Regions from separate parts of the Homo sapiens genome. Here region 1 is linked to region 2. Evidence: chromatin contacts called from ENCODE Hi-C or POLR2A ChIA-PET data. All regions are on one chromosome and are shown on one strand. The core of a region is the stretch at or near the end of the contact, and the rest is flanking DNA. Distances in the headings are between cores, read along the strand shown.

What was found. Hi-C counts contacts between places; a loop is a spot of excess contacts on that map. ChIA-PET counts read pairs that join two places held with the same protein, here RNA polymerase II (POLR2A). Pooled maps may share reads with other maps.
Region 1: a loop to region 2 is called in a pooled map, with 2.3 times the contacts of the local background. The contact joins two enhancer-like sites. A Hi-C loop is called at or near these places in 4 of 168 maps with a recorded cell type or tissue (Caco-2, Calu3, HepG2 and 1 more) and 6 of 50 pooled maps. POLR2A ChIA-PET finds 5 or more read pairs at or near these places in 2 of 52 experiments (Caco-2 and HepG2).

Annotation. Positions count from the first base shown.
Region 1 is chr14:24,875,139-24,877,838 of GRCh38, forward strand. The region is part of intron 2 of STXBP6 (syntaxin binding protein 6); the gene reads right to left. Among named protein-coding and RNA genes, the nearest start is that of STXBP6, 170 kb to the right of the region's middle. RefSeq lists a silencer at 1-39. Within about 2 kb of position 1,298, at least 2 of the 41 ENCODE cell types and tissues checked have a DNase peak (open chromatin) inside an H3K27ac peak, as active enhancers do.
Region 2 is chr14:24,804,896-24,807,742 of GRCh38, forward strand. No RefSeq gene overlaps it. Among named protein-coding and RNA genes, the nearest start is that of GZMB, 170 kb to the left of the region's middle. Within about 2 kb of position 1,501, at least 5 of the 41 ENCODE cell types and tissues checked have a DNase peak (open chromatin) inside an H3K27ac peak, as active enhancers do.

The sequences.
Region 1 (2,700 bases), core at 48-2,547, 70 kb after region 2:
AGGAGGCTGGGGGTCCTGTGCCCATTCTGCCTACCTGTCCATGGACATTACATGTGTCTTTTCCTATCTGGGTCTCAAAAACACCAGATGAGAAAGACCCTAAGAGCGCCCTCACAATTCTATGAGTCACAGAAGTGCATGCTGCCCACTGTGATGCCCCTTCTCTCAAGCCTGGAGATCTCACTGATAAAATGAGAAACAGAATACCACTTTATAGATAAAAATAGTATGATTGATCTTTACATAAAAGCTGAAAATGTATAATGTCTATTCATTTTAAACGTCCAACACACAAAGAATCTTCAACTCTTTATGTCCAGGCATTGTTTTAGGACTCATTTGAGATTCTTAAAAAGATTGTTGGATGAACTGTTGGGGTGGGGTAGCAAGGGGAGGACTCTTGGCAGGAAGGAGCTTCATGCTATGAGAAATCTATTCTGTTGAAAGTGGAAAGATGTTATGCTCATAACTTTCCTAAATTCCCCTGGAGGGAATCATAGCCGAATATGAGACATTTATGTAAATTTTCTATTTCACTTAAGAGGAATTTAAACTGCCAACACTTGAATCATAAAGCAGTGTGACTATTCTTCTGGAAAAATCTGAAGGCACAAATAACATTCATCAAAAAATATTTACTGTGTGCATACTGAAGGAAAAGTGACACAAGGGGTAAGGGTGGCGGGAGGGGAAATGAGTTGAGGGGTGGAAATAGGTACAAGGTGATTGAAGTGCAGTCATATTCATCAGGGGGTTCACATTTCAGAAGAGAAATGACAAGTTCCTAAGCGTTGAAATAGTGGCAGGATATGATAAATACGGCACTGTGTATTTATTATCATCACAAGTGTATAACACCAAACAGAGTGGAGGGGTGGGGTGAGAGGTGGGTTTTTGGTGGATGCAGGACAGCTTCTTTATGAAAGCAGTGTCATTTGTGCTGTGGGTGGAAGGCTGATAAGGATCAAGGAAAAGAGAAGCAAGGCAGATCTCATTTAACTCTGAAACTACCCTTGTGCTTCCATAACTAAAAAGAGGAACCCTACTAACCGGGAAGGCCTGCCTTACAGGTACAGAAATAAAGCCAGCCAGAGAGCAGCTGATTTCTTTTAGATTGCCTTGACCTGGGATGAATCTTAAGGCAACTCATATCCTGGCCAAGAATTCTGGATACTCTATGCTCAAACTTAATGTTTAGGAAGTAATCTTGTTAAATACATATTTATATTGAAAAGCAGAACTCCAAACTTCCTCATCTTGTTTCCTGGCCTCAACACAAAGGCACTATTATTTTCTTGAAAAGGAAATTATTCCAGTGCCCCTGCCCAGGCTCTGACAACACATGTTTGCCCTCAATCTCCTTCCTCTTCTTGCAAGGACACCCATAGTTATAACTCACATTAGTATGGGGCAGCACAAGGGGTTTGACATAGAAGCAGCAATGATGTACTTGTGTTTCTGCTTAAACTGTGGAAACGATGTTCCTGAGAGAGAACACTGAGAATCTTACTTCCCTTGAGATACGCTATCCATTAGCAATTCAGCTGCAGGGCAAGGTTCACTTAATTTTAAAATGTAAGTCAAGAGCCTAAAATTGGTAATTGGGCATTTAATTGGGTCTGCGAAGGCACTTACTGGATTTTAACAGCTTCAACTGGTAATGTTTAAGAACATTAAAAATTAGAGCAATGATGAATCAGATGCAAATGGAAAGTGAATGAATTTTGGCACTATAATTTAACACACAGTTAAGTAGTGTTTTGAGCTGAAGATGTTAAGCCTGGTTGGTTTTCTTAAATTTTCTTATATGCCAGGGATTATCAAAATATTTCACTCTTTAAGCTTGGCTTCCCTTCTCATAAAACTCTACTTTGAAGAGTTCAATTCAGCAGGTATATATTTGGCCTAATTGCAATCAGTATTGCTTAAGCTTATAGGGAATGCTAAGAAGTATGAGCTTTATTAATATAGCGTGGTTAAACAAAACAAAGAACATCTGTGAACATATTAGAAATCTGGTCACTCACTGGGGCATCCAGAAGACATTGGCTGGACATCTGCTAATTGAATACAATGGCTCTTTTATGATGGTCTGTACTCAAAGACCTCAAAACCATTTTATAAATGCTGCCAGTGCTTGCTGACTACTTGTTCTTTTTAAAATTTTATTTTAAACATGCAATACATTTTCACACAATCAAAAAATAACATATTGAGACATCTTACTCCCATCTCTGTGTCCATCTACTCCTTTCCATTCCTCTTCCCCTGCCTTCCTGTATACCTTTAGATAATTTCTTTACATGGAAATAACAATAAACAGTCTCATTTCCTCCCTTTCTTACACAAAAGGTAGCATATTATATACATATTCTTTCCTTCCTTCCTCCCTCCTTCCCTCTTTTCCTTATTATTTTATCTCGGAACTCCTCAAGATTCGTGGAAAAAATCTAAATTCACAGCAAACTTCTTCCTACTTTGTATAGCTGCATAACATTAACTCCATTCTAAGGATGAAACATGAACTACTTAACCAGTCCCCCACTGATGGATAGTGAGTTGTTTCTAATCTTTTACTATTGCAAACAATGCTGCATAAATAATTTTGCAAGTATGTTTTGAGAATAAAGTTCCAGAAGTGGATTGGATTACACACTTAAAGAGCAAATGTACTTGTAATTTTAATAAATATTACCACTG
Region 2 (2,847 bases), core at 251-2,750:
AAGGGGTGGTGGTAGATAAGGGAATCCTCTAAATGTTGAGTGGGACCAGTGAAAGATGCAGGTTTTAGTGAGTAATACACACCTCCTCAGCACTTTGGACTTCCCAGAGCTCTTTCACATTCCACAACCCACTTCACTCACCAGGCCTCTGAGGCAGGCAGGGTGGGGACGATTTTCCTGTGCAACACAAAGATCCAAATACAGATTAAACTGTATCATTTGCTTAAGAACACAAAGCTAGTGACAAAGCCAGGAGGCTCTCTGCTAGAAAGGATCCTAGCTAATTTACTTTTACAAAAAGAAATTTGCAAACTGGCTGCAATGGCTCATGCCTATAATCCCAGCACTTTGGGATGGGAAGCAGGAGGATCACTTGAGGCCAGGCAGGAGCGTAATGCACAGTGCAATATATAGAGGAGTAGAGTTTGAGATTTTGGTTGGGGCAGCTCCACTGTTATAAGTAGCATGATCCCCCTTGCTTGGACTGTCCTTTACAAATGACCTAATAATAATGTTGGTCATTAATAGCATCATGGCAAATATGGGAGAACATGGTATGCTGACAACATAGTATTTCTGAGACCTTCCTTTTAGCTGAACGCCTCAAGATGCTTCCAGAAAAGGTACGTTATTACAAATTTACACATTAGTGAGATGTTAGTTACTTCCTTTTTTCTCTTAGAGCTATTTTCATTCTAGACCCAGGTTCAGTTTGTGGAGTAAATGGTTCTCTTTAAATTACTGTCAACTTAAGTCATTTGGGAGTGGCTTATTTTTGAGAAAGGCCTTCCCAGCATCTTTGGAATCACACCAATATATCTGTATAACAACCTTAAACATTGTTTTTCAAGGGGAGTATGAATTATTGTCCAAAGGACATGTCACATCATCTCCCAGATCATAAAACCATTCATTTCCATCCCCATAGTTGATGACAGACATGGAGGCCAATTTGTCTCACTTCTCTCTTTTGCGAATTTAGCCTTTTTGGAATTTTTTCCAGAAAGTGCCCAACACTGGGCGCCTGTAGTCCAGGAGTCTCTCCTTTATCCCAGAGCTGGTATCTATGGAATGTCAAGGGGTCTTCATCCCTGGGCCATAAAAATGAGTGCATCTCGGTACAATAATGTCTGCCCCGTGTGCCCTGTGCTTACGTGAATTTAAGGAGGGTTTGTCTGTTCTACCAGCCAGCAGCACAGTGCGGCAGGCATCCAGGCCTGTAAAGTTTACTGCTTTGTTCTGGGTCCGTTACAGGGAAGTAGCCCACTGCCAAGCTGACATACATGGAGCCCTTATGTGGCAGGCACGGGGCTAAAGGTTTTACATTCATTATTTCATCAGTCCTTACAATGATCACCCCCATTTGAAAGAAAACAGGCACAGAGAGAGTCAGTAACGTTCTCAAGGCCTCACACGTGGTAAAATTGGAGCTGGATTTCACAGCAGGGCAGGTGAACCTAGGTCTTCATCCTAAATACAATGCAATGCTGCCTCCAGGAAATCACCGCAAGGGGGCTCCCTGTCCTCGTCCATGCCTGTTAAAAGGAGCTGTGTTTTATTTTTCCACTCCAGGAGGTGCCAGGTAGGGCACAATTCATACATTCTTATTTTCCTTCTGTTCAAATGCCAAGGCTCCTTCAGTATTGGAAAGTTTCGGACCAATGTAAATGTGTTTGCCAGTATTAGTCACTGTATCTCCAGGTCTAAAAACACAAAACATCCCCTGAAAGAAGCCACTGTACTATGAATAAAATGACATGTTTAATAGTAGAAACCGGATTTACCTTCCTGGGGCAGTAAAACAAAGGAATTGTTTTAAGGAAAGCTAACAGAACGCTTGAGGCTTCAATCACTAAGGATGCAGTGTTACAATTAAGGGATTTTCTTCAGATACTATGGATCATCCAAGCCATGTTTTAAATCGCAGGGTTAAGCTCAGAGAACCCAAGGGCTCATTTTTCTTCTTTCCATGTCATCTGACAAAGTGGCAAAGCAATTGTGATACAATGTTGTGGGACAAAGGCTCCATATCTAAGGTTGACAAGTGACACCTGGGACTTGCAGGGCTAGAAATTCCTGTCCAGCTCTTGACACATATAAGTCTGGATGTGTGATGAGGCCGGGAGCCATAGAAACAGGCATCCTTGGGTTGGCTGAGTATGCAAAAGACAGGAAAATAATGTACAAAAATATCTTCACTTTTTCTGAGAAAATCAGTAGCATTTAAAACGTCTAACAGACAAAATGTGAGAGCAATAATAATACACATCGGCAAACAACTCAGCATCACGTAGGTCTGTCCATTAGTCCCTGTGTGCTGAAGGAGGCAAGGCAGCTTTGCCTCATCGAACTATGTCCATCAGTGGCCAGTGAGATGGACCACGGGAGCAGACACTGTTATGCCCAGGGTCATGACTTATGAGCAGAAAGAAGAAAATGTAGCAGAAAACTTTAGGGGAGGGAGAGAGATGGGAAGTGAAAGTACAACTCTGGAAATCCTGATGAGGATTCCAGATGAGGCTCAAGGGAGAATTCCAGATGAGGCTCAAGGGAGAATTCCAGATGAGGCTCAAGGAAGGTTCCAGATGAGGCTCAAGGAAGGTTCCAGATGAGGCTCAAGGGAGAAAATAAAATGGGGGTTAAGGCAGGTTACACTATAGTAGTAATAGAGCTTAAATGCACATTATATTTAATTTTCTTGACAGCTTTTTTTTTTGAGACAAGATCTTGCTCTGTCACCCAGGCTGGAGTGTAGTGGCACAATCACGGCTCACTGCAGCCTCAACATCCCAGGCTCAAGTGATCCTCCCACCTCAGCCTCCTCAGTAGCTGGGACTACAGGTGTGC